Regions from separate parts of the Homo sapiens genome. Here region 1 is linked to region 2. Evidence: read pairs that join two places in POLR2A ChIA-PET (ENCODE). Cell type or tissue: CD4-positive, alpha-beta T cell. All regions are shown on one strand. Links, peaks and the distances in the headings refer to the core of each region. The heading gives the core; the rest is flanking DNA. Region 1 overlaps MAP1B (microtubule associated protein 1B). Region 2 overlaps BDP1 (BDP1 general transcription factor IIIB subunit).

Region 1 (16,529 bases), core at 3,757-11,756, 590 kb after region 2:
AATACTATCATAAAATTTTTATTTACCTATTATATCATATGTTTTTTGTACCCTAATCATGTTGGATGAGAATCATTTTGGTTAAGTCTGACCACAAAAGCAAAGCTAGGCTTACCATGCTGTACAGGGTTTATTTCATTTTCCGTTGCCATTTGCTTCTTTCCCAAATGTAACTTTAGGACTGTCTATGTATAGTAGTAAAGAAGGATATCTCCCAGGGGTTGTAAGAAGTGCCCCATAATTATCTGTCGTAGACAGACATCATTTTGAAACAAGCAAACAAATAAAAACTATTCTCAGGACAAGTGATGTCAGACTGAAAATCAGTTTCAATTTTTATTTTTTCCCTTAATTTTGCCACTTTTATCTGCCTATTAAAATAATTTAAAAATTTTGATCATCTGACTCCTCATCAGCAGCCTAGCATAATGATGAAGAGTACAGATTCTGGAGTCAAACTGCCTTGTTTGATCTTAACCCCACGGTTTATTTGCTGTGTCATCTTGGACAAGTTAACTAACCGTTTTCAGTCTTCTTGTTTGTAAACAAGGATGATCAGTTCCACCTCATAGTTTCTTTCTTTTTTTTTTTTTTTTTGAGATAGAGTCTTGCTCTGTTGCCCAGGCTGGAGTGCAGTGGCGCAATCTCGGCTCACAGCAAGCTCCGCCTCCCGGGTTCACACCATTCTCCTGCTTCAGTCTCCCGAGTAGCTGGGACTACAGGCGCCCACCACCATGCCTGGCTATTTTTTTTTGTATTTTTAGTAGAGACGGGGTTTCACTGCATTAGCCAGGATGGTCTCGATCTCCTGACCTCATCATCCGCCCACTTCAGCCTCCCAAAGCACTGGGATTACAGGCGTGAGCCACTGCGCCCGGCCCCACCTCATAGTTTCAATGCAGATCAAATGAATTAAAGTGTGTAAAGCTCTTAAGACAGGGCTTGTCACATGGAAACAAATGTGAACGAGTGCTGTCTCCCTTCTGGAGTATCTATTTGACTTGTATATTTGGTGATTGTTATTATCCGTGGGAAATACCGGGTATTGATATTTGGCTAGTTTCCTTTTTGTAGTAATTTTAAATTTGTATTAAAGATGTTTCTCAGAGAAACGACTGCTTTCAGCATTCTCAGAAGGCGCAGAGCTGCTGACTATGTGTAAAGGGTGACAACATTCTATGGCTGAGCTTCTAAGGTCCTTTGGGCTTGAGAGCAAAAAGCCGGCAATGCTTTAAAGTGCTGGCTGGTAAAGCAGAGCCTGAGAGGGGGTTGGAGACCATTTGCAAAATGGTCCTGTGGGTGCCCACGCAAGGGCTGTCAGGGAACGTGTGCACAGTTTGAGGGCTGGCCTGCCTCCTTGCTATGATAACCCATCCATGGTCACTCCCTCCACGCCGTTCTACACTCGCTTTTCTCTTCTGCTCTCACCAATCAACAGGTGACTATAGACGTTGCCAGGTTTAAGAAACAGATTTCTTGTGGTTTATTTTCTTAGCTGAATACACAGTAAGACCTTGATATATTTACATTTTGTCACTAGTTTTATAACATCTAGATCACATTCACAAAAATCATCATAAAATGTGATGGATGGTGTATATGGGCAGTTTTGTTTTAAGAACCGATGCCTTTTTCCTAGAAGATAAACGAACCACAGCTGAGCATCTTTAGATTTGTGCTGAGTGATTGCTAAAAACATCTTGCCTGGAGATTGGTTTTCGATGGAGAATTAGAATCAGCCCTTTGAATTTCAGTCATGCGAATCTTCTCCCTTTGACATTAATGAGGCACGGGTTACAACTAATATTTACCAGTTGAGTGATAAGAAAATGAGAAAATACTCTTAGAAAAGGTCTAAGAATATTTTAAGCCATCTTTCTCTGTCTAGACTTGTGTGTTTAGTCTGTTGTGTGTAGAATTATAGCTTAATTGTATGTGCCTAGAATACATCAACTGCTCTATGACAGGGAGTAATGAATGTGTTTTCAGCCCTGCTCCAACCTTTAAACAATAAGGCACACAAATATATGTTCTAGCGGCATTCAAGGGGCTGACTCACCCTCAGGGAACCTGCAATTTCAGAGGGACAGCCGATTCTTTATCCTCATGTTTTCTGTGTTGTTTGTGTACACGCACAGGTCTAGGTACTTGTCCCCATGCCTGTGAGGCTCTGCTCATCTTTCCTCATTGCATCATCATACAAGGTTATAGGAGAAATCGTGGTATGTTAGAAGAAAATGACAAATAGAGAGCATTATATTCGTTAAGGTAACCAGATCTCTGTTTAATATTCCTTGAGGTCATTGCTGCCTGCCTGGGAAGGAGAGTCCCATTTTAATGCAAATCCCTAGCCTTTCTCCCACTTGCCCCGTGCCCTGAGCCCTCCTGGCCCGGTTGCAGGGAACAGAGTGATCGGCAGCTCCTCATGCTGTCCGCTCTCACCCCAGTGCTCCCATTGAGACTTTGCCGCCCAAGCAGCAGACAGCCCAGTCACCCCCACCTGCATCCTTTTCTAGCGGTGAAAGAGCCAGACCTTCCAAGGAGAAGATTAGAATTTTATAGTGTACGCAGCATAAGGCATAATTCCTGCAAGCTTTACATCTTGGTCAACTTTCAAATTTCAGGATTCTTTATATCCAGATCCTCACATACAAGGGAATTTTTTCCCTTGGTGCAGGTGTGGCCAGCAGAAAGGAATAAAATGGCATTTCACTGCCATGTTCAGGCTTCCTCATTCCTCAGGGTAGTTAATAATGGGCTCTTTCAGACCACCCTAGAAATACCTATTCATCTCACTTTTTTTTTTTTTTTTTAAGAGTGGAAAGGATGTTTTACTCTGCTGACTGTAATGGCTCTCACGCAGTTCCTAATGGGCACTGTGGAACCACTCAGCATAGACAGGCATAGGCAGGAAGGTAGCAGAAAATGGGCTGCCTGGGCCCAGGAGCCATTTTAGGAGATGTCAATAACCCCTCCATTAAACCCAACTAAGTGCGTTCCACGACAGCTGCTAACCAAGGACAGCACCTCATGCTGAGTGTCACTGCTTTTGTCTTCATCTCCAGAGACCAAAGAGAGCTCATGATTTTTGTTAGTAGAGTTTTTTTTTAAAGGTTTTTTTTAAGTATGCAGCAACAGCAAACCATCAAGCAAGCACAGTCTCTTTGCTTTTTCTGCCTGCTTTTTGGTCTTCCTCTGGGGCAGTTTGTTCAGCACCTATGGTAGCCTACTAGAAATAATGGTGGAAGATGAAGAATAAAGCATAAACTAATAGATCACTTTAAAAGTGCCAAGTAATGTTTTTGAGTGCTTATTAATAAGAAAGCAACTGTAAGGGAATATTTGGAAGAATGAAGTATTTCCCACTGTTTATAATTTTGTTGGGAAAATAAGTCATTCACAGCTTTAAAATTCACTGTGTTTCTCAACAAAGAAAGAGAGTTTCTTTTTATTTTTTTAATCTCTTTTTGTTTTTGAGACAGGTTCTCCCCTCTGTCACCCAGGCTGGAGTGCAGTGGTGCAATTACAGCTCACTGCAGTCTCTGCCTCCTGGGATGAAGCTACCCTCTCGTCTCAGCCTCTGAAATAGCTGGGACTACCAGCCTGCCACTATGCCCAGCTAATTTGTTTTTTTTGTTTTTTTTTTAGTTTTTTTTGAAGATGGAGTCTCACTCTGTCGCCCAGGCTGGAGTGCAGTGGTGCGATCTCGGCTCACTGCAAGCTATGCCTCCCAGGTTCACGCCATTCTCCTGCCTCAGGCTCCCGAGTAGCTGGGACTACAGGCGCCCGCCACGACGCCCGGCTAATTTTTTGTATTTTTAGTAGAGACAGGGTTTCACTGTGTTAGCCAGGATGGTCTCGATCTCCTGACCTCGTGATCTGCCCGCCTCGGCCTCCCAAAGTGCTGGGATTACAGGCGTGAGCCACCGCACCCGGCCTATGCCCAGCTAGTTTTTAAATTATTTTGTAGAGAAGGAGTCTCACTCTGTTGCCCAGTCTGGTCTTGAACTCCTGGCCTCAAGCGATCCTCCTGCCCCCACTTCCCAAAGTGTTGAGATTACAGGTGTGAGTCACCCTGCCCAGCGTGAGAGTTCTCTTAATTTGCGAACTGTGTATATGTGTCAGAGAGAGAGAAAGAGAGAGTGTGTGTGTCTAATTCCTAAAGAAGAAAGGGGTGAAAATGGAGAGTATAATAAGCATTGCATTTTGATTGTTCAACCATGGGTTTAGTCACAATGACAAAGGTTACCCAGGTACCAGCACCCCACTCCCAGCTGCAACCCAGGACTAATTAAATGCTACCTAGGCAACGATCAAGTATCCCCAGACATCATACTCCAGGGCTTACCCCTTTTGTTTTCTCGGCTGTGATCTAAGGGTAATTTCTATTGCATGTGAAGTCAGATTTCCTTGGTCTGAGAGAAACGTGAGAAAGTAAGAGGTACTCTGGGGAAGCGCACTTAGTGCACCACAGGGACTGGAGAAATTAACATAAATACAAGACAATAATAATGTTATTTTAATAAACTCTTCTAGGTTAAAGGATTGCCTATAGTCAGGACTGGTGAAATTGATGCTTATAGAAAATGCAACAAGAGCGTCTACATGTGATTTAAAAATAAAAGTAAGTAATTAGGAATGAAAATTGAAAAGCTAGGGTAGTGTTTTATTGAATGTGGCTCCTCTCTGCAGTTGTACCGCACCTCATTTGAAACACTCAAGCTGAGGTTGCCTCTCAAAATTGCTGCCTTGCATTCCTGAGGGGTTAAGACGAAATATGAACATCCTGAGGACTGTCTTTGTTGTCATAGAGGGAAGTCCTCTAAACACGCACTTTGCCATTAATCTGGCCATTTCTTTCTCAATAAAACAGGTTTTCAATGGGAGCTGTGAGTAAACACGCCACTGTTGAGCATTGTGGCTCAAATTCAGATTTCTTGTTGGCTTCTCACGTGGATAGTGCGAGGAAGGAACAGCTATTCCCCTGAGGGAGCAACACGTTTTTAGTGCACCTGGCCCCAGGAACACTGCTCTACATAGATGTGGCTTTTTGGATCCTGAAGTGTATCCATCAATGGGAATGTCACATTTGGAGAAGTTATCCTTATTGCAATAAAATTAAAGATCAAATAAGTTCTGGAACCCAGGCGAACAATGCTTCCTTAGTGCAGAGCCATTTTGAGCAGTTGTCTCTTGTGCCTTTTAAAAACCTCTCACTTGGAAGTTTTGATGTGTGAAAGATGTGAAAACTGCCTAAGAGAATTCTTCCTCTTTTTAATGGAGCTCGATGCCTGTTTAGGGATGATGTAGCAACCGCTTTTTTATCTAGAATTCCAGATAGTTTCCCAGCTCAAATACTAGGAGTTTTTGGTGGTGCAATTCAATTGAAAGTGGTATTTGGTGTGAAGTTCCAGCAGCCCCACAAGATGCTCAAGTGCCTTGTAGTTAGTTTAGTATAATGTGCATATGTGTTTGTGTGTGTGTGTTTGCATACATGAGAGAAAGAGAGAGAGAGAAAACCTTATCTGTTCTCATCTATTATAAAGGAGACAATCCTTTCATTTTATATGGTATCTCCTTTTGAAGGTGTCCTGTTAGTGTCCTATTATCAGCCAATCTGTCATTAAATATTTATGTTCCTGCAGCAAGGCACAGTTCAGTTCCTAGCTCTGCAGGCCATAAGAAGACTTGTAAGTAAATCCTGTCTTCAGTTGTTTACAATTGAGTATGGAAATAAGATAACTAATGAAACAAGCCAGTCTATAATAAGTGCCAAATGAGAATTTTGCAAGGAGGTCCTTCTGTAAATTCTATTTGTTCAGGCTATTTTAAAAAAATCTGTGTGCATAAAAAAAGCATTAAAATAATATTATCCATGCAAATTGGGGCATAAATGCAACAGATCCTAATGCACTGAATCATCTTTGTGACCAGGGAATTTTGAATCCAGCCTGAATTAAAATATTTCCTAGTTTGGAGCTACATTTTAGATTAAGCCCATTAATTCAATGATGAAGAGTTAGAATCGATAATTTAAGAATTCACCCTTCTGAAATCATGTGAGAACAAAACTCCTGACCTGGATGTATAAGCTTAATTTCAAGATTGTCTTTATCTTTGAGTGCTGGAAAATTGTCCATTGGCAGACTCTGAAGACACTAGGGAAGAGATTGTGAAAGTGAAATGTTTTAAGGAAATAAATGTGAAGTAATTGTTTCACTGCCCTGAGGCTAGAATGGGTACTTTGGAGAGTGTCTGATTCAGCTGTCCCTGTGTTGAGGGAAGCAGGGAGGGGACACCAATTGCAAGCTGCTTTCCAGGACCCTTCCCCCTCCGGAGAGACCAGGAAGCCTGACCTAGTGCAGCAGCTCTGGGCCACACCTGAGAGCATTGTTGCCCATGGTGCTCCCTGAAGAGCTGCTGTCAGTCCTTTCCTTTTCTGTAAAATAAAGGGATTAGGCTAGATCAGGTCATCTTAACTTTGTTCTGCCAGCCATTAGTTCTGCAAAACATTAATAGTCAGTGGAAAAGAATTTCATGGTGACTTAAGTTTGAAAACTGTGACATACTCCATCTAATTTTTTGAGGAGGCATAAATTGTATGTGTATAAACTTGTTCAATTTTGTCTAACCATACATTTCCTTAGCCTATTTGACTAGTCACTTCTATCACCACTCTCTCCCATGGATCTAGATTCCTGTAAAACACAATCTGGGAAAGGATGGATTAAATGATTGCTGAGTCCCTTCCAGTTTTTTTATTCCATTATTCTATGAATTTTTACTAAATTGTCTCATCACTCGTATGTAGATGGGAGCTTGTCTTACTTCATTCAGCTTACAATGGCTTTTAATCCAGGCTTTAAAATATCAATGAAAGAATTTCATTTAGAAAAAACTGCCTGTCCCATCCATGAGTATTCTTAATTTTAGGAAAGATGCACAGCTTTATGACACTCAGGCTGATTTCCCAGTTTGGGAATTCTTGGCCCTGGCTTTTCCCACCTGTCTTTACCTTGCAGACAAACCAAACAAGACAAAATTTAATCATGTTTGCACAATGTCAAACACTTGCATAGAGACTATCCCCAAAGTCAGCTCATGGGTGTTTTATCTTCACAGTGCCAAATAGGAAATAGCTACATATGTTTCCCATTAAAATGAGAATTTCCATGTTGGTATCTGGTGTTGCATTGAGCTTCAGGTTAGCTGCTTATTCACTGATCTTTGGAAGGAGGCTGAAGATTGAACCTCAAGAGTTCTAGGGATTATCTGCAGGTTGAAGGTGTTAAAAGTCCCAGGCACATTGTTTGTTATCGCTAACTGCGGATGGCCTGAATTTTAATAAGCATGGTCAACTGTGCATATCTTGTCATGTGAACTACCAATTAGCACACCATAATTTAGCAAGTTAGTACATGCAGATATGAACACCCTTGGGAAGGAAGCAATTTTCGAATCAGATTATTACTGACAGTGTACAATTTACATGCAGGTAATCATTATCAGAAAGTCATGATTATCCAGAAGGAAAAGTGATTTTTGTGGTAATATATCTTTGAATGGCTGTTGATTTTTAATACCTTTAAGGTAAAAACTTCAATTTGTTCCATCCCTAATTTGATCATATTTGCAAAAAAGTGTTAATTCACTCATTAAAACCTAGGCGTCTGATGGGTACAGCAAACCACCATGGCACGTGTATACCTATGTAACAAACCTCCACATTTTGCACATGTATCCCAGAACTTAAAGTATAATTTTAAAAAAGTTAAAAAAAAACCTAGGTGTGATATTATGTGTTTACAACAAAGCTTACCAAGTATTCTAAAATAACAGAAAGAAATAATTTATGTACAATAACAACATTAATGATAATATATCCATGGATAATACGTTTTGGTTAATCAAATATTCTAGCTAATTGAGAGTTGCCAATAATCCCTCGTGGGATTATTATTTTTCAAAGTTGTAGAATCCAATAATACAGTCATTTCTTTTACACAAACACCTAAAATTTATCTAGAATTAACTTAGAATTTCCTAAACCAAATTTATACATTAGCCCAAGATATACTTAAATTATTTATAGAAGACATGAACTTACAAATCTGTTGTTTCTTCTCCCACCCAAATAGAATAATATCTTCAAAGACAGTCTTTTTTTAAAAAAGGACATATTGTTCCCCTTAGGTAGATACTGGCATTTTATTGAAATATAGTTCAAGAGACATGCATTCAGGCAAGATGAGTGCACACCGTGCTACCTACTTGGAACCCAAACTCAGAACAGTAGAATTGAATCTTCCTTGGAAGACTCAGGAGGAAGATCATCTCTCTGTGCCTCAGGGTCCTCATGATGAACCTATTGGTAATTATACTGTAAACATGAGGGTGTGCGGATTAGTAGCGATTTCTTATCACTGAATCATTAGTGAGCAAACTATTTATTTTGAGGTGGTGTCCTCAATACTAATATGATTGTGCTTCAATATAGAACAAGGAATATCCCTGGATGTTATAGTCCTTCTGAAAAAGAGTCATTGATTGCAGATATTGTTTTAAAAAAAAAAAAAAACACTCAAAACTGCTACAGAGAAAAAAGAAAGTGTGAAAAAAGAGACCATGGCTATCTTCTAGGTTATTCGAAGAAAATACCTGAGTTTGCAAGTATGCACTAGCTCACTGCATTTGCACTGTCCTGATGTGCATACAGTGGGGTGCACCCGCCTCTAAGTCCCAACCATTTTTTTCTTTCTACTTCCTGTATCCCCTTGCCTATGAAAACATAATTTTTATTTTATTTTATTTTTTGAGAAAGGGTCTCACTCTGCGCCCAGGCTGGAGTGCAGTGGCACCGTCATGGTTCACTGCAGCCTTGAATTTCTGGGCTCCAGTAATCTTCCCACCTCAGCTTCCTAAGTAGCTAGGGCTGTAGGCACATGCCAAGGCAAACAACTAATTTTATATTTTCATTTTTAAATTTTTGTAGAGACAGGGCCTTGCTAAGTTGCCCAGGCTGGTCTCAATCTCCTGGCCTCAAGCAGTCCTCCTGCCTTGGCCTCCCAAAGTGCTGGGATTACAGTGTGAGCCACTGCATTTGGCTGAAAACGTAATTTTTTAAATAGACAATTGCCTTCTCTGTTGCACCATCTCCCTCCAAATAAGCTAATAAACACAAGAATCCAACCAAAAGGTAAGAGAGATGAGAAGTGAGATTTTTTTTAAAGGCTTAATCACTTGTGCTTTAAGATTTATCTGGAATATCTTTAGATCCTAGGAAGAGACAAGGTTGTCTAGCTAATTGTGTAGCCATTTACATGTACATATGTAATTGTATGTGTGTGTGTATGTGTATGGCTTTGTTTTTATATTGTATCAAAATGTATTTCGCTTTTCAAGAAGCATTAGAAGATCCAAGTAAATAGGGCCGGGTGTGGTGGCTCACGCCTGTAATCCCAGCACTTTGGGAGGCCAAGGTGGGCAGATCACTTGAGATCAGGAGTTCAAGACCAGCCTGGCCAACATGGCGAAACCCTGTCTCTACTAAAAATAGAAAAAATTAGCCAGGCGTGGTGGCAGGCACCTGTAGTCCCAGCTACTCGGGAGGCTGAGGCAGGAAAATCTCTTGAACCTGGGAGGCAGAGGTTGCAGTGAGCCGAGATTGTGCCACTGCACTCTAGCCTAGCTGACAGAGTGAGACTCCGTCCTAAAAAAAAAAAAAAGTAAATATCTGTTGATGAAAAAACTGACACTTCCTATGGGTTTACCTCCTTTCCTTCCGTTGTTTTCTCTTTGGTATCCCTCACGCGTTTTCCCCTCTCCGCTGCAGTCACCTATTTCCCACTTGTTTTTCTTCTCTCCTTCTTCTTTTTCTTATTGTGTCCTCCCTGCCACCAGTCACAGGCTTGTGGTCTACAAATAATGCTGGTTTGGGTTTATTTTAAAACATCTAACATGAGATCAGTGCCTGCTTTTTAAAGAAGCATTACATTATGTATTAGTTATACAAATTATTAGACAATGTCTTATCTTTATTTTATTGTTTTACACATAGAACAGAGACTATTTGGAGCCTTTGGAATAACATTCCAGCGTATAAATATAAATGAAATAGTTTGGCAAATTAACTCTCTCCAGGGGTCATCTAGAAATATGATTCTGTCATCAGATAGAAATTCTATTGCTAGAGTCCTTTAGCCAGCAAATGGATTTTCTATGCTTGGTGAGCAAATTCATCACAAATTTGAAGCTAGTTACAAATAAAATAAAATAAAATAAATTAATTAAAAAGAAATTTTAAAAATCCCAACTTACAGTTTAAAAAGAAGAAAAGTGGAAAAAAAAAAAATGAACAAACAAAAAGACGAAAGGGCTTAAATTAAATAATCATAGGGATACATTGTTTAATCTTTCCGAATTCTAACTTTTCAGAAATGGCTTTTTCCCAATGTCAACTGAATCATAAGAAAAAAGGAATGCAATTATCTTTTAACCATCGAAATAGGGAGGCCTTAGGCTAATTAATGGCCCTTGATAAAGAGCCTTAGAATAGTGCCAGGCATGTGGGCTTAGTATGTGTATGACAATGAATGATGAGGTGTCATAGGCTTGAGAAACTAAAGTTAGCGCTTAGGTTTGAAAAATAAACTGCATAAGAAATCTCACATCTTTTATTAATTATCTATATTGCAAACAATTTCTTTGTTGCAGATTTCCTTTAAACATTAAGATGTGGTAAAGTGTTTATTTACAAAAACTATCAATTACTTTTCAGAGACTTGGCAGTCTAGAAGCTCTGGTAAAGAGCCAGTGTCTTGAACTCCATGGACAGAGCACTTAAGGAATGGAACCGGGGGCAGAAAATCTGAGCTTTAATCCCAGTTCTACTGCTAAGTAGATTTGTGCCATTGTGGACAAGTTGCCTAGCATTTATGAACTTCAGTTTTATTATCTCTAAGGTCCTATTTATGTTAATATTCTCTCATACAAGTGAAAAAAGTCATTCAAATAATGTTTTTTCAAAAAATAGTTTACATATAAAGTTGGCAAACATAGCTGATGTATAAACCAAGATGTGTGGTTTTTCCAGAAAGTTTTTTGAGATTCTTAGGACACAATTACTTGCTTGGCTGAATATACTCATTTCACAAATATATTGTTTGTCTAATGGGATCTGGTAATGTGTCAGTACTAAGGTTAATAAAAATAAGCAAATGAAGACACAGTCCCTATACGGTCTCCCATGGAGCTCTCAGTCAAGGTGAGGAGACAGACATTGATGAAATAGTCACACAAATTTGTATTACAAGCTGTGCTAAGTAGGAGGGAAAATAATATGGTGCTATCTAAATATGTAAAAGGAGAAACTGATGTGGTAAGGGGTAAGTAAACTTTAGAGCTGAGATTTATGAAGAGTGCTTTTTATTTTACATTTAAGACATTGGACACTGTATTTTTCCCTTTTTAAAAATTAATTTTATTATTATTATTTTCCCTTATGTTTCCTTTTTAATACAGCATTAGCAATTCAGCCTAGTTTTATAGGTATAGAGTACGCAGATTTATCCTGGACTTCATATGGATCAATGTGAGGTTATAATAGCACATTTCTGAGGAAATAGGAACAATCCAATAGAAGTGATTCTAAAATATTTTCATAAGATATTCTTATAAGGATTCCACTACTCTGCTCTGAGTTAAGAATAAAGTAAAAGAAAACTATCTGAATATTTATTGGCCTCTTAAAAACATGGGATTGATGACAAGTTTTCTGGGCTGCAAAAATTCTAATGATAAATAGAGAAAGGAAAGCAACCAACATTTCTGAGATCAGAATGGAAAGGTTTGTGTTGTAACATAATTAGGGCTCCAGAGTGCCTATAGAATCATAGTTTATGTCCATGGTACTTAGAGGTTCATTCAATACCTTCCTCCCAGTGTCTTCTCTGTACTTGCTTATGAGTTCCTCACCTGGTCATTGTTAGGCCAGTCATCTCTCAGAGTGTTTGCTTTCTTCAGGCCAACAGTACGCAGCCTTCTTGCATCACGTCTGATTATCTTTCATACACCATTTACTTTTTGGTTGAAATGTCCACTTCTTTTCTACCATGTTGATTGATATCTCTTGGTCCTATGTGATGAAGTATCTAAAATTTCAACTTTTGCATATAAAGATACTTCTATTACTTGGAGGATATTACTGAAGCAAATAACCTGTATATTATTTAGAACCAATGGCCCTTGTTGGAAAAAATAAAGCCTGCCTTCACCATTAAATCTAATGAAGAACAGATTTTCTTGTTCTATGTAGTATTTTACTTGAAGGTGTTCATAATTCAGTTGCGAAGTAATTTTCTCAGTAGCGTGTGCACAAATCTCAGCTGATCTGAATCTATCTGAAATTAAAATACGGTGTAAGGAAATGTTGAGATACAAGTATTTTTCATTAATTTTTTTCTGAAATGCTCTGAACCCTTTCAGCCTGGAGACTTTTTTCCGCTAGCAAAGTTCTTTCCCATGTGCTCTTATCATTGTTTCTCTTCCTGTTCTGATTTCAGCCTTAAGAATATGTATAATTCTTAAAATGGAACTTCTTAGATCTCATCCTCCAACTCATCATTTCCTCTTCGATCTTCTTCTGTGTATTCTAGGAGAACATTTCACATTTGTCCTGTACATCACTGGGTCAATATTCTGCAGGATTTGTTCTGCTCTTGAGTGCCTTAAATGCAGATTTAAATTCTGCTATTGCATTTTGTATTTCCTTGAATTCTTTTGTTCATTCCACTGGGGACTTCTTTCTAAATCTCTGCCTGTCATTCAGCCCACCCTGTTTTTATTGTTCTCTGTCGTTTCATAGTGGCAACGTCTGCATCTTTTATAGGAGCCAAGTGTCATTTTCTAAAATTTTATTTTGTTCCTATGGAAAGTCATTTTTAGAGATATATTTTTTCCACCAAATCTCAAGACAGTGCTCATTTTTCCTTGTGCTGCAGAGTCTTTTCAAAGGTCCCATTTAGAGCTCTGTTTGTTTCCTCCTTCCTGTATAAGAAGGAGGTTCAGGAATCCCTGAAACTCCCTGTCCAGGTTCAGCATTTGCCAGCAGAGGGTTGTAGGGACTCCTTAGCAAGGCTGCCCACTTGGGAGCTGGCAATTTTACCCGCTCATCTAGAACCTGGAAGTCAGGTTCAGGTGTATAACCTCCACCCTGGGTCCATGGTCCCTGAGCAGCCATGCATCTGGCGTGGGATGCTAGCCTGGGAAGAAATAGTCTGTCTTTACTGTCCAAGTTTCTGCCTGTAATCCTAGAGAATTAGATAGAACTTGCATTTCTTCTTTGTACAAATATTACAGACCATGACCAGCATGCACTCCTCTCCAGGATCCTCCTGCCTCTGCCTGTACTTACAGGTGTTTTTCCTGAGACAACTGTCCAGCTCAGGCTGTAACGCAGAACAGCTCTCTCCTCTACCCCCAGCTCTGTTGGGATCTGAGGTGAGGCGCTGGAGGCGGGATGGAGAGCAGTGGAAAAGGAGGTATCTGATACCCTGCAGTAAGCTTCTTTTTCCTGTCTTGCATCCTAGGATTAGGGGCAGGTATTTGAAGAGTGTGTCAAAAACTTTCCAACCTTCTTTGAGTCCAGCAGAATGGTAAAGCGTGGGGGCCCAGGAGCTACAGTGGCCAAGTTCAAATATGGGCTTCACCTCATGCACAAGGTCTCTGTGCCTCAGTTTCCTTATCTATGAACCTACTTTACAGAGGATTTATGAAAATTCAGTAGCTATAAGGCATGTAAAGTGTAGAAATACATTTTTAAGAGATGTTTAAATAACAATGCTTTTACAAAATACAAAGACAGTCTTAATAATGATTAATGCTTTTAACTTGCCATTCAAGGAAATGAATAAGAAATGTTGGTAAAGCAGGAAAAGCTGATTCATCTTGACTCAGTGTTCAAACCAACTGTACCATTATAAAGTCTACAGTATTATTCAGCCATAATTGGTTCAGGATTATGGTTTCTTTGTAGCATTATCAGTTCTCTATACTTGAAGTTCCCAAGAGCCAAACATTTCCATTTTTCTTTAATCAGAATCTGTCACATTTCAAAACTCCCTTTCTTCTTTATGGATATTGTGGAAAATCCCTTCCTGCAACCTCCAGCTTCCGCCAAAAGTGTCACATGCATTCTTATTGTCACTATGTGAACACCTTATGAATGAGGGCTTTCTTTTTTAACTTTAGTTTTCACATGTTTGTGAGTGAGAGTTTTGTGTGTGTACATGTTGTCTTTTGTGACACCACAGTTTGATTTGATTGAAAAAGAAAAATGCAATTTTATTTAAATTGCTACTTGGGGATATAAACTTTGTATCAGAACATCAAGCCTGAATCCATGGTCAGTGAAGTCCTTTGATTTCTGCTCCTTTTAGTATTGTCGCAGCAAGACTCCCTCACTGCATTAGTGGGTTCCATTGTATTTCCAAGGAGGGCCCAGTGAGAAGGGCTTGCCTGCACCTCACGGCCACCTCCCTTCTTCTGCAGGGTAAGCCTTGTAATTATAGCAGACATTACATTTGTCTCCAGCTTCTAGGGGATGATGTCATTGCATGTCAAACAGGGGATTAGCATGAGGAGAGAAGTCCTATTGACATTTTCATTTTCATTAAGAAGAATTTGGTTTTGCTTCATTTTGTTAACGGAAGCTGTTGTCTTACCACATAGGAGAATTTTTTTTTTTTAAAGAAAACTTGAAAACGTAGAAGCAGGCATGTGCTGACTGCATGAATAAAAATATACTCTGTAGTGGCACTCTATCAATTAGTGAAAGCGTCTGGGACACAAAGCATGCCTGGGAAATCTCCTCCTTTTCTTACAAAAGCAGAATATCATTCTTCTCAAAGCTCACAATGGCCTGGGCCCTGCTGCAGAAAATGTTCCTGAAAAAGGAAGGCAGAGACTTGGCCACTGCTGAGTAGAAAAGGAAGGCAGGCGGCTGGTCCCATCAGACCTCTGAAATATTTTGCTTTTTCGTGATGGCATTGATCTAGTATGTCTTAAAGTCTCATTCCTTATGTCTCAGGGTAAGGCTCTTAGTTCCCTTCCCATATGAAAAAATTAATCAGGAGCGAGGTGGAATCCTGATGTTTCAGATGCTTTGAGCCCAGAGCTGAGTTGGTGGAAGAGTATAATTTTTATCAGTCATTTCCAGCCCCTCCCGCAATAGGAAGAAAATCATTGTCAGACTTGGGGTAGGGAGTTGTGGCCTCCTTTCAAGCAATCTAACAATAACCCTGAGTCAGAAAATCTAGGTTCAAATACCAGCTCTGGCTTTTACTGGGCTATGTAACTGTAGGCAGCTTATGGGATTGCTCCGAGCCTTAACTTTCTCATCTGTCCAATGGCATTAATTGGCAATAGTACTTGCATCTCAAAGGGTTATGCCTGGTACCTATCAACCATTGTTTTTCACCTCTAAAAATTATTTCCTTTCAAAACATGGGCCAGTGTTCTGAGGTGACCTTATTACTTGAGTGAGTAAAGGTGGTGGTTTTCTTTTTTTCTCTCTCTCTCTCATTTGTGTCAGTGTTTTGCAAGTACAGGTCAGGTAGCCAACTCTTACCAGTCTTGATTTCCTCCTTGTGGAGTAGACCCAGTAGCTATGAGATTGAGGGTCACCTGGATTAGACTGGCTTTGGAATTTCAGGTTTTTTGAATTTTCCCAAAGCACTGGAAGAAAAAGAGTCCTTGTGAATTTTTCTTGGGAGTTTTTAGAAACCCTTACAATAGTTCTCAGTTCTCCATATTTGGATCCCAGAATGTTCCTAGCATCTAGTTTCCCTGGAACAGAGTCATCCTGTGAAAAAGGATGAATCCAATCCAGATCAGACCCTCTTGTGAGGTGATAATTTTCCATCCAGATTTCCCTGGGACCTTTCCATTTGCATTCTTGTTTTGCCTTGAAAGGCAGCTGGTGAGCTATTTCTTTTTCCTCATTGGACTTTTCATGTCCAATTACCTAGATGATTATTGCTCCTGTAGGACTGATATTTTAGAAAGAATTTGGAATAACACTGGGTTTTGAGGTGTAGCCCAACAGGATTTGACCAGGAGTCTCCATTTACAGTTCTTCAAGGCCAGTGCATTTGGTGAGCTGGTTGGAAGGAAACTTTGGAGTGTTCTAGAAAGAACTAGACCATCTGAATCACCTGTCCTGATGCCCTTGTGTGGAATAAAGGAGAAGGCACTGCCTTGTGCTGAGTACTTAAGTGTGCTGAGCACCTAGGTACTAAGTAAAGTGCTAGTTACTGTACTAAACATACCCATGGGCATGTGCTATCCCCTGAGTTTCTCCTGAACCTATGGAATATTGCCCTCATTTCCTCTATTCCCACCCCCAGCACTCCTTGAACTATCTGACATACAGGACAGCTCTCTTACCACAAGCTACCTGAATGTAAATATAATTCAAAGGAAGGACATTACAAACAGGAAATCAGCAATTGACTATGGAAGCTGAAATTGCT
Region 2 (16,529 bases), core at 6,308-14,307:
TGACCTTATTGTTGTTTTGATTAAATATCTAGCTGTCCACAACCGTTAAACGAAACAAGTTACTCTAAAATTGCCCTGGATGGGAAAACAACTATCTCTTCTACATCTGAGTATGAGAGAAATCGTGGTGAAAGGAGAAGTCATAAAAAGTTCAAACCAAATGTCACCAGAGGTCGTGGATCAAAACGAGTTCGGGGTAAGACCTCTAAGAAGGAACCTAGAGCTTCCAAGGCCATGCTGGTGACTCTTCGGGCTTCCCAGGAAGAAGATGATGATGCTGACGATTTTGAGTCTGACTATGAGGAAGAAAGCTATCATCTTGCTCCCGAAGAAGTAAACAAAGCTCCAGTATTTGTACCTGTTGGTCTCAGATCTCCTGAACCTGTTTCTGCTCAGATTGAGGAAACAATGGAAGAGGTTCGGTTTTTTTTTAAAACCTTGGTACTTTATCTTACTTGGTTTTCACCTCTTGTTTCTTTTAGGGGATCATTATTTCTTCTCGTAGTGATTATTAGGATTTGAAGAGTTCATTCTCTAAATAACCTCTACCAAATATAATTTGGGGCCTTGTATAACCTTTTGTGATTGCTCAGTCCCTATGGCCCAGGCCCAGCAAGGGAGTCAGTGTAACAACGAGAGAAATCTGCTTACACTTGTACCTGGAAGCTGTTTAGTCTACTTTCTGATAATCTTTCTTTTTTTTTATTTTTTATTTTTTATTTATTTATTTTTTATTTATTTTTTTTTATTGATCATTCTTGGGTGTTTCTCGCAGAGGGGGATTTGGCAGGGTCATAGGACAATAGTGGAGGGAAGGTCAGCAGATAAACAAGTGAACAAAGGTCTCTGGTTTTCCTAGGCAGAGGACCCTGCGGCCTTCCGCAGTGTTTGTGTCCCTGGGTACTTGAGATTAGGGAGTGGCGATGACTCTTAACGAGCATGCTGCCTTCAAGCATCTGTTTAACAAAGCACATCTTGCACCACCCTTAATCCATTCAACCCTGAGTGGACACAGCACATGTTTCAGAGAGCACAGGGTTGGGGGTAAGGTCACAGATCAACAGGATCCCAAGGCAGAAGAATTTTTCTTAGTACAGAACAAAATGAAAAGTCTCCCATGTCTACCTCTTTCTACACAGACACGGCAACCATCCGATTTCTCAATCTTTTCCCCACTGTTCCCCCCTTTCTATTCCACAAAACCGCCATTGTCATCATGGCCTGTTCTCAATGAGCTGTTGAGTACACCTCGCAGACGGGGTGGTGGCCGGGCAGAGGGGCTACTCACTTCCCAGCAGGGGCGGCCGGGCAGAGGCGCCCCTCACCTCCCGGATGGGGTGGCTGGCCAGGCGGGGGGCTGACCCCCCCCACCTCCCTCCCGGACGGGGCGGCTGGCCGGGCAGAGGGGCTCCTCACTTCCCAGTAGGGGCGGCCGGGCAGAGGCACCCCTCACCTCCCGGATGGGGCGGCTGGCCGGGCGGGGGGCTGACCCCCCCACCTCCCTCCCGGACGGGGCGGCTGGCCGGGCGGGGGGCTGACACCCCCCACCTCCCTCCCGGACGGGGCGGCTGGCCGGGCGGGGGGCTGACACCCCTACCTCCCTCCCGGACGGGGCGGCTGGCCGGGCGGGGGGCTGACCTCCCCACCTCCCTCCCGGATGGGGCGGCTGGCCGGGCGGGGGGCTGACCCCCCAACCTCCTTCCCGGACGGGGCGGCTGGCCGGGCGGGGGGCTGACCCCCCCACCTCCCTTCCGGACGGGGTGGCTGGCCGGGCGGGGGGCTGACCCCCCACCTCCCTTCCGGACGGGGCGGCTGGCCAGGCGGGGGGCTGACCCCCACCTCCCTCCCGGACGGGGTGGCTGTTGGGCAGAGACGCTCCTCACTTCCCAGACGGGGTGGCTGCTGGGCGGAGGGGCTCCTCACTTCTCAGACGGTGTGGCTGCCGGGCGGAGGGGCTGCTCACTTCTCAGATGGGGCGGTTGCCAGGCAGAGGGTCTCCTCACTTCTCAGACGGGGCGGCCGGGCAGAGACACTCCTCACTTTCCAGACTGGGCAGCCAGGCTGAGAGGCTCCTCACATCCCAGACGATGGGCGGCCAGGCAGAGACGCTCCTCACTTCCCAGACGGGGTGGCGGCCGGGCAGAGGCTGCAATCTCGGCACTTTGGGGGGCCAAGGCAGGCAGCTGGGAGGTGGGGGTTGTAGCGAGCCGAGATCACGCCACTGCACTCCAGCCTGGGCACCATTGAGCACTGAGTGAACGCAACTCCGTCTGCCATCCCGGCACCTCGGGAGGCCGAGGCTGGCGGATCACTCGCGGTTAGGAGCTGGAGACCAGCCCAGCCAACCTCTGATTAATCTTTCAAACATTTTGGTGTTTTCTGGTTGATAGAGAAGCTAGAAGGGACATACTTTTTTTTTTTTGATTTGGACCAGGCATGGTGGCTCACGCCTATAATCCCAGCACTTTGGGAGGCCGAGGTGGGTGGATCATCTGAGGTCAGGAGTTTGAGACTAGCCTGACCAACAAGGTGAAACCCTGTCTCTACTAAAATACAAAAATTAGCTGGGCGTGGTGTCAGGTGCCTGTAGTCCCAGCTACTGGGGAAGCTGAGACAGGAGAATTGCTTGAACCCGGGAAGCGGAGGTTGCAGTGAGCTGAGATCGTGCCACTGCACTCCAGCCTGGGAGACAGAGCGAGACTCTATCTCAAAAAAAAAAAAAAAAAAAAAGAAGAGTGCTAAAATACATGTAACATAAAATTTACTATCTCTCTCTCTGTTTTTTTTTTTTTTTTTTTAAAGACGGGGTCTCAGTCTGTCACCCAGTCTGGAGTGCAGTGGTGGGATCTTGGCTCATTGCAACCTCCACCTCCCAGGTTTAAGTGATTATCCTGCCTCAGCCTCCTGTAGCTGGGACTACAGGTGTGCACCACCAAGCCTGATTAATTTTTGTATTTTTGGTAGAGGCAGGGTTTTACCATGTTGGCCAGGGTGGTTTTGAACTCTTGACCTCAAGCAATCCACCTGCCTCGGCCTCCCAAAGTGCTGGGATTACAGGCGTGAGCCACCATGCCCAGCCATCTTACTCATTTTTAAGTGTACACTTCAGTGGCATTAAGAACATTCACATGTACGTGTTGTCATGCTACCATCACTACCATCCATCCACAGAACTCTTTTTTAAAATTAATTAATTTAGAGATGGGGTTTCGCTATGTTGCACAGTCTGGTCTCAAACTCCTGAGCTCAGGCAATCCTCCTGCCTCGGCCTCCCAAAGTGCGGGGATTACAGGCACGAGCTACTGCGTTCTTTTTTAAGATGATTAAGACATCCCGCAATGAGTGGTTGTCCCCTAGCCTGGCAAAAAACCAAGATACAAGATACAAACACCCAACACCTGTCCCTTGAGCCCCATCTCTATGCCGTCTGGCCTGGTCACTCTCAGGTCTGCCTTGCACCCCTGGCGAACTCTTTTTATTTTGTTAAAACTGAAATTCTATACCCATTAAACAGTAACTCTCCATTCCTCCCACCCCCTAACCTTTTGGCAACCACTTTTCTACATCTTGTCTCTTTAATTTGACTCCTCATGTAAGTGGAATCATACAGTATTTTTTTGTGTGACCATTTTATTTCATTTAGCATAATGTTTTCACAGTTCATCTATGTTGTAGCTTATGTCAGAGTGTTCTTCATTTTCGAGGTTCAATAATATTCCATTGTGTGTGTGTATCATGTTTTGTTTATTCCTTTATCATCAATGGACACTTGGGTTGCTTCCACCTTTTGGCTGTTAGAAATAATGCTGGTATGAACATAGTTGTATAAATACCTCTTTGAATCTCTGCTTTTACTTTTTGCGGGATATACCCAGAAGTGGAATTGCTGGATCGTATGGTAATTCTTTTAATTCTTTTTTTTTTTTTTTGAGATGGAGTCTCTGTTGCCTAGGCTGGAGTAGAGTACAGTGGCGCAATCTTGGCTCACTGTAACCTCCATCTCCCAGGTTCAAGCAATTCTTCTGCCTCAGCCTCCCAAGAAGCTGGGATTACAGGCACCTGCCACCACACCCAGCTAATTTTTTTGTATTTTTAGTAGAGGTGGGGTTTCACCATGTTGGCCAGGCTGGTCTCAAACTCCTGACCTCAAATGATCCATCTGCCTGGGCCTCCCAAAGTGCTGGGATTACAGGTGTGAGCCACTGCACCCGGCCTCGATCTTATGTTAATTCTATACTTAACTTTTCAAGCAACCTTTATACTGTTTTTCATAGGGCTGTTATCATTTTACATCCCTATCAACAGTGTACAAGCATTGCAGTTTCGCTACATCCTCACCAGTCGTAGCTATGTTGTAACTTTGGCTAGTAATCATCCTAAGGGTTGTGAACTAGAGAAACGTGTTGAACATATTTAGCTTCCTTACACTTTTGCCTGTTAGTCTGCCATTCCAACTTTGTAACTTCAAAGTTTTCTGTTCTGCCTTAATTTTCAGTCACTTCTTTGGCTTACTGAGGAGCATATCTGAGTCAGTTTTGTGTAAGCATTCATGATAGTTTCTGAGTAATTTGAAATGAATCAGAGTTAACTAAGATAGTGGCAACAATAAAAGAAGCAGTAAGAAACAGTAAACAATTCAAGTAATGTTTAAGATAATTAAGGTAAACTTTACATGTTAATGTAATTCCATTAAGAATTAACGGATTATCTGAATCTGTAAAGTCACATTTATGAAGGGAAGTCAAAATCTACTTTTATTCAGTGTTAATAATAACCTGGTAAATGTTTTAGAGTAAATGAACTAATAAAATGGTTGAAGCTAATTTAAATGATGCAAAATGAGGTTGTTTCTTACAATTCAAAGTAAAGATAGTAAATGTAAGCATTATGTGAAACCAAGAAAATGCAGAAGGAAGAGTAATTTTGTGGAAAGATATCTGGTTAATGCTGCATGAGAGTTCATTTAGCTATATATTTTGTATTTTTCTTTAAGTGAAGGCAAATTGCTAGTGAAACTATCAGTAATTAATTTCTGAAAATTAGATTCCAGACTGTATCCCTGAATTAATACAGGCTATCTTTTTTAATAGCATTAATCATAGTAATTGACAAGGCTTTCCTTAGATTCTATTCCTTATGGCCAGCCTACTAAACAGGGAAATTCATATATATGTTAGAAAAAATGTTCTTTAAAAAGCATTGAGGCCAGGCACGGTGGCTCACACCTGTAATCCTAGCACTTTGGGAGGTTGAGGTGGGCGAATCACGAGGTCAGGAGTTCGAGACCAGCCTGGCCAACATGGTGAAACCCCATCTCTACTAAAAATACAAAAATTTGCTGGGCGTGGTGGTGGGCGCCTGTAATCCCAGCTACTTGGGAGGCTGAGGCAGGATAATCGCTTGAAACCAGAAGGCAATGGTTGTGGTGAGCCAAGATCACACCACTGCACTCCAGCCTGGGCGAAAGAGCGAAGCTCTGTCTCAAAAAACAAAAGCATTGAAAGGCCAGGCATGGTGGCTCATGTCTGTAATCCCAGTGCTTTGGGAGGTTGAGGCGGAGGATCAGTTGAGGGCAGGAGTTCAAGACCAGCCTATACAACATAGCAAGACCCTGTCTCTACATTCAGTCAATAAATTAGCAAGGTGTGTTGGTGCGTATCTATAATCCCAGCTACTCAGAAGGCTGAGTGGGGAGGGTTGCTTGAACCCAGGAGTTTGAGGTTACAGTAAGCTACAATCATGCCACTGCATTGTAGCCTGGACAACAGGAGGAGACAAAAGCTTTGAAGCACAATGGAATGTTTTTCAGCCCTAAAGGGATATAAAGTGTTGATATGTGTCACAACATGGATGAATTTTGGAAACCTTAGGCCAAGTGAAAGAAGCTAGTTACAAAGTATCGCATACTGTGTGATTCCATTCATATGAAATGTCCAAAATAAGGAAGTCCACAGAGACAGAAAGTAGATTAATGGTTGCCTAGGTTTTGGCAGATGGGGAAGAGAGGGGTTAAGGGAGAGATAGCTAATGGGTATAAGGTTTATTTTTGAAGTGACAAAAATGTTCCACATTTGAATGTGGTGATGATTGCACATATCTGTGAATATCCCAAAATACATTGAATTGTACACCTTAAGTGGGTTAACTGTATGTTATGTGAATTGCAAGTCTTTTTTAAAATAAACTGTATGATGCTTAAAAAACCAACTTTTACTTTATAGAATATTCCCTTTTCCCATCCAGTCCCAACTCTTCAAGAAGTATTTTTTCTTCTCAAATCATCTGAACTTTAAAATTTTTTTTTGTTACATTTATTTATTTTTCTTTTCTTTATTTTTATTTTTTTGAGATAGGGTCTTACTCCATTGCCCAGGCTGGAGTGCAGTGGCATGATTTCAGCTTGCTGCAACCCCCGCCTCCCAGGCTCAAGCAATCCTCCCACCTCAGCCTCCTGAGTAGCTGGGACTACAGGTGCACAACCACCACACCCGGCTAATTTTTTTTTTATTTTATTTTCAATAGAGATGGGGTTTTACCATGTTGTCCAGGCTGGTCTCAAACTCCTGAGCTCAAACAATCTGCCAACCTCAGCCTCCCAAAGTGCTGGGATTACAGGCATGAGCTACCGTGCCTGGCCTATTGTTTTTAAATTCATTTTTTTGGAGACAAGATCTTGCTGTGTTGTCCAGGCTGGCCTCAAACTCCTAGGCTCAAGCGACCCTCACACCTCAGCCTCCGAGTAGCTAGAACTACAGGCATGTGCCCCCGTGCTCACTTGAATTTTTTGGTTCATCCCAGTCCTGTCAGATATTACCAAAGATTTTTCTCTAAATTTTGTATCTGAGGAAACAGATGTGGTACATACAAATGTAATTATAACAAATATGTTGGCTGGGCACAGGGTCTCATGCCCATAGTCCCAGCACTTTGGGAAGCCAAGGTGGGCAGATCGCTTGAGTGCAGGAGTTCGAGACCAGACTAGGCAACATGGCGAAACCTCATCTTTACAAAAAATACAAAAATTAGGCATGGTGGCACATGCCTGTAGTCCCAGCTACTTGGAGGGCTGAGGCGGGAGGATTGCTTGAGCCTGAGAGGTTGAGGCTGTAGTGAACCCTGATAGTGCCACTGCACCGCAGCTTGGGCGATAGAGTGAGGCTTTGTCTCAAAAAAAAAATAACGTATGTCTTGAAGGCAGATTCTCAGACTTGACTCTTTACTCACAGTTTCTACTCAGCCATACAACGTTTTATACTGTTTTTTTCTGTTAATAAGAGAATAGGCCCAGGTGTTGTGGCCATCATCGCACCACCGCAGCTGGGGTGACATGAGTGAGACCCTGCCTCAGAATAACAAAAGAAAAACAAAAAAATAAGATAATAAGAACCAGACTATATTGTATGTATTCTAGTAGGTAAATACCTTTTTAGTGCTCAGATTACACGGCTCTTTAAGTAATAGGACTCACAAATGAAGAGTAAATATGAGTGAACTTCTTATTTTACATGGCTGTTGCCCTGGGTATCAAGAATCGTGCAGGCTTTGGGGTTTTGGGAGAAGGGAGTTGGTGTGGGGGCAGTGGTATGATAAATATTTTATTTATTTATTTATTTATTTTTGAGAACAACTTGTCACTCTGTTGCCCAAGCTAGAGTGCAGTGGCATAATCTCGGCTCAATGCAACCTCCACCTCCTGGGTTCAAGCGATTCTCCTGCCTCAGCCTCCCCAGTAGCTGGGACTACAGGCAGGCACCACCATGCCCGGCTAATTTTTGTATTTTTAGTAGAGATGGGGCTTCGCTGTGTTGGCCAGGCTGGTCTTGAACTCCTGACCTCAGGTGATCCACCTGCCTCGGCCTCCCAAAGTGCTGGGATTACAGGCGTGAGCCACTGCGCCTGGCCCGATAAATACTTCTAAGGGCTTTCAACTCATTATAGATAGCATTTATGACCGTATATAATTAGTTGATTACATGTCTGCTTTTCTGTTAGATTGTGAATTCATTGAGGATAGGGACTACACTTATCTTATTTGACTTTATATCCCTGTACACCTAGCCTTCTATAAATGTTAACAGACTGAACAGAGAAATTAGGGGGAAAGTGAGGACAAAGTGAAGAAAATGGAAAATGAAATGCCAGGCACTAAGAAGATGAGTCTTAGAAAATTTGCTTACTGGTTTTAATAGTCACAGCCACCTCAAAAATTTTAAATGTTTTACTTTTGCCAAGTTGCTGTCAGTCAATAAAAGAATTACTCCATTCCATTTTTTAAGTTATGTATGAATGTGGATTATTTCTTCATTTTAGCGTTTCATCTTACTTATTCATGTTGAAGATGAGGCTTTGTTTTGCTGTTTATAATATGCCAAAATGAAATGATAAAACTTTATTTTGACAGCTTGAAATAACTGTGAATGTCCCAGATGTAGGATGCATAGCTGTTGTTGAACATGAGCTACCAAACACAGATGTGACTACTGAAGAAATGAAACAAGAAGAAAATTTGAGTGTACCGTTTGTAAGCATCCATTTTAATATGTTTTGGCCTTTTATTCTTTGTTTACTTTGAAAAGACTGGAGGTTCCTTTTGATAGCTTTAGGTTTATAAACACTTTACTTAGCTAATTTCTCTTTGTAAGGAGCTGTTAGTCTGAGTAGTAAAAACTAGTGAAAGCAATGATTTTGTTTGTTTGTGGGCAGAGCTCTTAATATCCTCATAGACTTTTACATTAAAATTCAGTTGCATTAAATTTATACTAAGTATAAACAAGTTAAAATATATTCTGTTGCGTTTTATTTGCACTCTTCCATTATTGGTATTTATTTGCCTTTGCAAGCGGAGGCTTGAAATTGTAACTTTTTAAAAACAGCTTTATTGACATATAATTTACACACCATATGATTTTCTCATTATTTAAAGTGCACAATTAAGTGACTTCTAGTATCGTGCAAACATTATCACAGTCAATTTTAGGACATTTTCATCACCTCAAAAAGAAACCTTATTAGCAGTCACTACTCCTTTCCTCCCAACCCTCACTGGCCTGGGGAACCAATAATTTGCCTTCTGTCTTTATAGATTTGCCTGTTCTAGATGTTTCCTAGACATGAAATTATAAAATCTGATCATTTGTGTCTGGCTTTTTTCACTTAATGTAACATTTTTTACTGTTCATCTATGTTGCAGCATGTAGTGGTACTTCCTTACTTTTTGTAGCCTAATAATATTCCATATGGATATGGTACATTTTGTATATCCATTCATCCATTCATGAACATTTGGATTATTTTCATTTTTTGTGTGTTATACATAATGCTGCTGTAAACATTCATGTAGAAGTGTTTGTGTACAATATGTTTTTATTTCTCTTGGGTACATTTCTAAAAATGTAATTGCTGAGTCATATGGTAACTCTATGTTTCATCAGTTGAGGAACTGCCAAACTGTTTTCCAAAGTAGCTATACCCTTTTACATTCCCACCAGCAGTTTATGAGGGTTCCTGTTCTTCCATGTCCTTGCCGGCACTTGTTATTTCACTTTTTTTTTTGTTCGGTGGATTTTTTTTTTTTTTTTTGAGACGGCCTTGCATTGTCACCCAAACTAGAGTGCAGTAACACAATTGTAGCACACTACAGCTTTGACCTCCTGAGTGTAAATGATCCTCTCCACTCAGCATCCCAAGTAGCTGGGACTGCAGGTGTGTGCCACCATGCCCAGCTAATTTTTTTTTTTTGTAGAGGTGGGGTCTTGCTGTGTTGTTCAGGCTGGTCTCGTACTCCTGTCCTCAAGTGATACTTTTACCTCAGCCTTCCAAAGTGTTGGGATTACAGGCATGAGCCACTGTGTCTGGCTTGACTTTTTGGATCTAGCTGTCCTAGTGAGTGTGAAGTGGTGTCACATTGTGGTTTTGATTTGTATTTCCTTGGTGACTAATGATGTCAGGCACATTTTATGTTCCTATTGGCCATTTGTATATCATCTTTGAGAAATGTCTATTCAAATCTTTTGTCTGTTTTTCTTTTATTGTGCTATTTGTCTTTTTATTATTGAGTTGTAAGGAGTCTTTATATAATCTAGATAAAAGTTGCTTAGCAGGTATATGATTTGCAAATATTTCCTCCCTTTCTGTGGGGTTGTCTTTTCACTTTCTTGATTTCCTTTAAAGCAAAAAGTTTTAAATTTTGATGAAGTTCAGTTAATCTGTTTTTTCATTTGTTGCTCATGCTTCTGTTGTCAGATCTGAGTCCTTTGTCAAACCCAAGGTCATGAAGATTTACCCATTTTTCTTCTAAAAGATGATTTTTGCTTTTACGTTTAAGTCTTTGATCCATTTTGAGTTTATTTTTATACATGGATAACCTCATTATCCAACTTATGTCTTTTGCATGTTGCTATCCATTTGTCCTATCACCATTTATTCGAAAAGACTATTCTTTCCCCATTGAATAGTCTTGGCACCCTTATCAAAAATCAGCTGACCATAGATGTATGGGTTTATTTCTGAATTCTCAATTCTGTTGCATAGATCTATATGTCTGTTCTCATGCTGGTGATGCTATATTGATTACTGTTACTTTGTAGTAAGTTTTTTTTTTGTTGTTGTTGTTGAGATGGAGTCTCGTCTGTCGCCCAGGATGGAGTGCAGTGGCATGATCTCAGCTCACTGCAAGCTCCGCCTCCTGGGTTCACACCATTCTCCTGCCTCAGCTTCCCAAGTAGCTGGGACTACAGGCGCCCACCACATTTTGAGACGGAGTTTTCCTCTTGTTGCCCAGGCTGGAGTGCAATGGCGCGATCTTGGCTCACCACAACCTCTGTCTCCCTGGTTCAAGCAATTCTCCTGTCTCAGCTTCCCGAGTAGCTGGGATTACAGGCATATGCCACCACGCCCTGCTAATTTTGTATTTTTCGTAGACACGGGGTTTCTCCATGTTGGTCAGGCTGGTCTCGAACTCCTGATCTCAGGTGATCCACCCGCCTCTGCCTCCCACAGTGCTGGGATTACAGGCATGAGCCACCGTGCCCGGCCTGGGATTGTTTTCTTAATTTCATTTTTGGATTGTTCGTTGCAAGTGTGTAGAAATAAAAATGATTTTTGTATATTAGCTTTATATCCTGCAACTTCTTTGGTGGATTCCTTAGGATTTTCTATTTGTCAAATCATGTCATCTGCAAATAAAGATAGTTTTACTTCTTTCTGTATTAGTTTCCTAGGATCACTGTAACAAAGTACAGATGCTCCTCGACTTATGAGGAGATTATGTCCTGATAAACCCATCATAAAATAACAATTTTTTTTTTTTTTTTAAAGACAGAGTCTCACTCTGTTGCCCAGGCTGGAGTGCAATGGCGCAATCTTGGAGGCTCACTGCACCCTCCGCCTCCCAGTTTCAAGTGATTCTCCTGCCTCAGCCTCCAGAGTAGCTGGGATTACAAGCGCCCGCCACCACATCCAACTAATTTTTGTATTTTTAGTAGAGATGGGGTTTCACCATGTTGGTCAGGCTGGTCTCGAACTTCTGACCTCAGGTGATCTGCCCACCTTGGCCTCCCAAAATGCTGGGATTACAGGTGTGAGCCACCGTGCCCGGCCTAAAATAAAAAAATTTTAAGTCGGGTACTCTTTGCACCACAAACTTGATAGCTTATAACCACAGAGAATTCTCCAGGCACTTATGGAGATGAGAAAAACAAAACAAAACAAATTTATTCTCTCACAGCTTTAGAGTCTAGAAGTCTAAAATCAAGGTGTCACCAATGTTGGTTCCTTCTGGAGGCTCTGAGGAAGAACCATCCCATGCCTTTCTCCTGCCTTCTGGTGGTAGCCGGCAGTCCTTACCATTTCTCAGCATGCAGCAGCATACTTCCACCCTCTGCCTCCATTACCACATGGCATTTTCCCCTTGTGTATGTGTAACCTCTCATCTTATAAGGAAAGGACACCAGTCATATTGGATTAGCACCAACTCTAATCCAATATGACCTCATCTAAATTTGATTATATCTACAAATACCCTATTTTTAAATAATGTCATATTCACATTATTTGGGTTTAAGACTTTGACATATCTTTCTAGGGGACACAATTCAACCTTTGATACTTTCTGACCTGAATGCCTTTTATTTCTTTTTCTTGCCTAACTGCCCTGGCTAGAACCTATAGTTCAAAGTTTAATAGAAGCGAGAGTGGGCATTTTGGTCTTATTCCTGATCTTAGGGGTAAAGTATCCAGTCTTTCATCATTTATTTTTTTCATAATTGAGATTTTATTGGTTGTGTTGAGGATCAGTACACAATTCTTCACATTTATACCGAAAATCTAAAAAGCCATGTATTGTAATTATTTTTAAGTTACTCTGGTGACTTTCCAGCTTAAAATTTGGAGGCAAGTTTTCATTAAAAGGCTATCAAGTACCAGTATCCTTACATGTTGATAAACTGTTACATACTTCCACAATTTGCAGTTAAATAGCATATATACTGCATACTCAAATTTTCAGTCTTTCACAGCACATTAACAAAATTATTAGGAAAACAGGACTACCACAACCAAAGATTTATAGAGTGCATACAATTCTGACAGGGAGAGCCATGATCAAGGAGTGGTTTTCTTTAGGAAGCAATTCTGCTAAAAAACAACATGGGCCCAGGCGCGGTGGCTCATGCCTATAATCTCAGTAATTTGGGAGGTGGGAGGATCACATGGTAGTTCAAGGCCAGCCTGGGCAACAGAGGGAGACTCTGTCTCTACAAATATGTTTTTTAAAAGTTGGCCAGTCATGGTGGCATGCGCCTGTGGTCCCAGCTACTGTGGAGGCTGAGGCAGGAGGATCGCCTGGGCCCAGGAGGTTGAGGTTGCAGTAAGCTGTCATCGCCGTCACTGCACCCCAGTCTGGGCATCAGAGCAAGACTCTGTCTCAAACAAACCTGAACCAGGTCGAGCGCGTTGGCTCACGCCTATAATCCCAGCACTTTGGGAGGCCGAGGCAGGCAGATCACAAGGTCAGGAGTTTGAGACCAGCCTGGCCAACATGGTGAAACCCCGTCTCTACTAAAAATACAAAAAATCAGCCGGGCATGGTGGCACATGTCTGTAATCCCAGTTACTTGGGAGGCTAAGGCAGGAGAATTGCTTGAACCCAGGAGGCGAAGACTGCAGTGAGTGGAGATTGCACCATTGCACTCCAGCCTAGGCAACAGAGCAAGACTCTGTCTCAAAGCCAAAAAACCAAAAAACCAAAAAAAAAAAAAAAAAAAAAAAGAACCAGAACCAAACCATGGGAATAAAAGTAACTTAAAAATTTCAAGACATCAGATACAGGACTGTGACTCCATATTGCCAGTTAATATAGTGGAATGTTAAGATGATACCCAAGACAGTCAAAGCCTCCCATAATTCAATATCGCACACTGTTTTCTGGTTGTACCAAAAAATAAACAACTGGAAAATGATTTTTACCCTTAAAAGCATGTACACTTAAAAAATGGGATGAGGTGGGATTTCCTTCTTCTTAAAAATGTTTCTAGAGTTACTAAAAAACTTGCATTTGTGAAATAGTTGAGAAAAATATTCCTCTGGAATGTACAAGAAGGGAGACAGGTACTATTGGTAAGACATAGTATATGATATTAATCAGACTTGGCTTTTTTTCTCTCTGGGCTTCATCAGAGGCTGGACTTTCCTTGGTTTTTGTTTCTCTGTTTTCTGTAGGTAAATCTGATTTCTTGGTTAGCCACTTTGGTTTGTTTTCCCTTTGTTCCCCGTTTTTCTCTTGTTTGCACTTTTTTTGTCTGGAGATTTATCCTTTCCTGCTGCCTTTTTTGGCTTTGTTTCCACTTTTGCAGGAGCAGGTTTAGCTGACAGTCATACTAATCTCATCTTGGGCTCTTTCCTTCACCGCCCTTCTGCTGAGCTGATCTTCCTCTTGGGCATCTTGTGGTCAGGAGTGTGCATGCTGGGTGCCTGTGAGCCGCACCATGCTGAGAGCCTTCTCAAAGCTGGGCTGCCTGGCTGCTACCACTCCTCCCATCCTGTCTTATCATTAAGTATGATGTTACCATGGATTTTTCATAAACGTCCTTTACCAGGCTAAAGAAGTTACTTTCTATTCCTAGTTTGTTGAATGTTTCTTTCATTAAAGGGTGTTGGAATTTGTCATATGCTTTTTCTGCATTTATGGAGATGATCATGTGAATTTTGTTTTTCATTGTATTTTTTGGACGTTAAACCAACCTTGCTTCCCCAGGATAAATTCTAGGATCATAATGTCTAATTTTTATTCATTGTTGGATTCAGCTTGCTAGTATTTTATTGGTGATTTTTATGTCCATATTCATAATAGATATTGGTCTGTACTTTTCTTGTGATGTCAGGAGATGAAGTCCTACTCCCCTAGGGAAAAATGCTCTCCAGGTGGGACCTTGGGGACTGGGGGCCTTGTATTTTTGGGTGCAGCAGTTTGAGGTGGAGTCTCTGCCATGCTGAGCTGGGAGGAAGGAGAGAGAAAGAGCAGTGTTAGTTCACATAGACTCTCACCTTTGTTAGCAAATTTTCAGATTTTCTTGAACAGATATTTCTTCATTTGCTTTTTGTCGTTAGGATCAGTTTCAGAGGCTTTTAAATGTTTTGTTTTTAAAATCAGTTTCACTGAGGAGTGGGTCAGTGAAGCTTCTCAAGCTGTCGCTCTGGACATTGGTTCTGTAACTTCTTAATTTATTAAAATGCATTTAAGTTTTAAGCTACGTAGTAGTATAAAAATTTTGCAATACCCTTTAGGCCTTGGTTTCCATTGGGTAAAAATTGGCAGCAGATATGACTAGAGTTGAAGGATTATGAAAATGAAGAAGTAAAGTAAGAATGGTAGACGTACATAACAAAATGATAAGAGTTAAAATTTGCACATAATACAAGAAAAAGATAAAGTCAGGAGCAAGAGACACAAGAATTTTGCCTTTAAATTGTTTATGTTCTTGCTGGTGAAATTTTGTGAATAATTATAAATTAAGACAAACCAGTTTACACTATTGTAGCTAAAAGTATGGAAAGACCTCTGAAAATGTAGTGCATGCTGAGAAACAGAACATGTTTGGGGAAGTATTTTAAGATGTTACTTATTTTTTTCCTTTTTAGGAAATGACCACAAGTGAACATATCCAAGATGAACCAGGTAACTGTTATCAAGGAAACTGCTAAGACTACCTTGATTAACACTAGTACAGTGATTTAATAGTGGGGATAATAAATGAATCAGTTTGCTGGAGAGTTTAACAAAAAGATTCAGCTATTGAATGTGTTGTCTCTGTGAGAAATGTGGATTCTTGGAATGTTATTTTAGAAGGTGAATTAAAAAAATGTTTAAGAAGTATTTGAGCATTTCCTCTGGATCTTCACAAATGGGAGAGCATTTTCCTTGAAGATATTATTTAATGGGAGGGAGGCATGGTCAGTGAGTCAAAACCAACAGTGATGATTTATTTATTTGTAGCATATAACCTGAACAAAAGACTACCTTAGTAAGGGATTAATGGCTCAGAGGATATTGGAATCTGCTCCTAGGAGATAAACACCTTAATTAAAAATCTTTTTTAAGTGAACAGATTTCCGGATTCATTCTTTTTTTTAATGTTGATATATTTCCTCACAAGGTACCAATGATGGAAGCACCGAAGCTGCAATAACTTTACTTACAATGGGAGATCTAGTATTGCAGTCAGAGATCAGTAGTGAACAGGGTGATGGTAAGAATGAAAGCTAAGTCCTATCAAAAATAGAAACTTTTAAAACCTAACTTAAGAAATTATACCCACATTTGAGTAATAACCCTTTTACCTTTGAAGTTGTCTCCATTTTGTTGTTCTTCCATAAAATATGATATGTATGTATTGATCCATCCACTATTTTACTACTGTTTAGGTGTAGTGACAGCTAATTCAAGATCATGCTCTTGGTTTATTAAGAATAATTTGTATTCATGGAATAGTTGTATGCATGGAATAGTTGTATGCATGGTAAAGGTAGTGAATACTACCTTTACCATCATAAATGTCATTGGTTAACTGAGCTCATTGATCACTGATATAGTTTATACATGTGTCTTTTGCAAAGGAGTTGCTGCTTGGGATGGTATTCACAATTAGATGACAAATAGAGCACAAAGAGACAATAGCACTCATTGAAATAATTTAGTTTAAACTGTTCTCAGTTTGGACAGAGCCAAAAGATATATCAACCAAGATTTTTAACTTATTAGATGGAAATCACAGACAAGTGATAAATCTTTACTATCTCAATATCTTTTAATTGCATGAAATGAATAATTATACTATTCCTGGTAATTATTTTGCCTGGTTACCATTCATTTTATTTACTTATTTATTTATTTGAGACGGAGTTTGGTTATGAGTAGCCTACCATTCATCTTATTTATTTATTTGAAGCAGAGTTTCGCTCTTGTCACCCAGGCTGGAGTGCAATGGTGCGATCTTGGCTCACTGCAACCTCTGCCTCCCAGGCTCAAGCAATTC

The links. Peaks named below come from ENCODE experiments on the same cell type or tissue, not always from the same donor. Only the 100,000 strongest peaks of a DNase experiment are listed, where the experiment ranks them.
Region 1: POLR2A ChIA-PET joins it to region 2 with 5 read pairs; 2 of 35 experiments call an interaction of 5 or more read pairs at or near these places.

Annotation. Positions count from the first base shown.
Region 1 is chr5:72,119,846-72,136,374 of GRCh38, forward strand. All of the region lies in intron 2 of MAP1B (microtubule associated protein 1B), which reads left to right. Among named protein-coding and RNA genes, the nearest start is that of MAP1B, 21 kb to the left of the region's middle. RefSeq lists an enhancer at 2,433-2,936. In CD4-positive, alpha-beta T cell, for the core only: no CTCF peak of the experiment used is centred there; no DNase peak of the experiment used is centred there; H3K27me3 peaks cover 477 bases.
Region 2 is chr5:71,523,907-71,540,435 of GRCh38, forward strand. BDP1 (BDP1 general transcription factor IIIB subunit) reads left to right here. Exons shown (of 39, transcript NM_018429.3): 25 at 33-417; 26 at 8,402-8,521; 27 at 15,136-15,172; 28 at 15,651-15,743. It also overlaps the pseudogene HMGN1P12. Among named protein-coding and RNA genes, the nearest start is that of MCCC2, 55 kb to the right of the region's middle. RefSeq lists a silencer at 7,963-8,163. In CD4-positive, alpha-beta T cell, for the core only: no CTCF peak of the experiment used is centred there; a DNase peak (open chromatin) is centred at 9,915.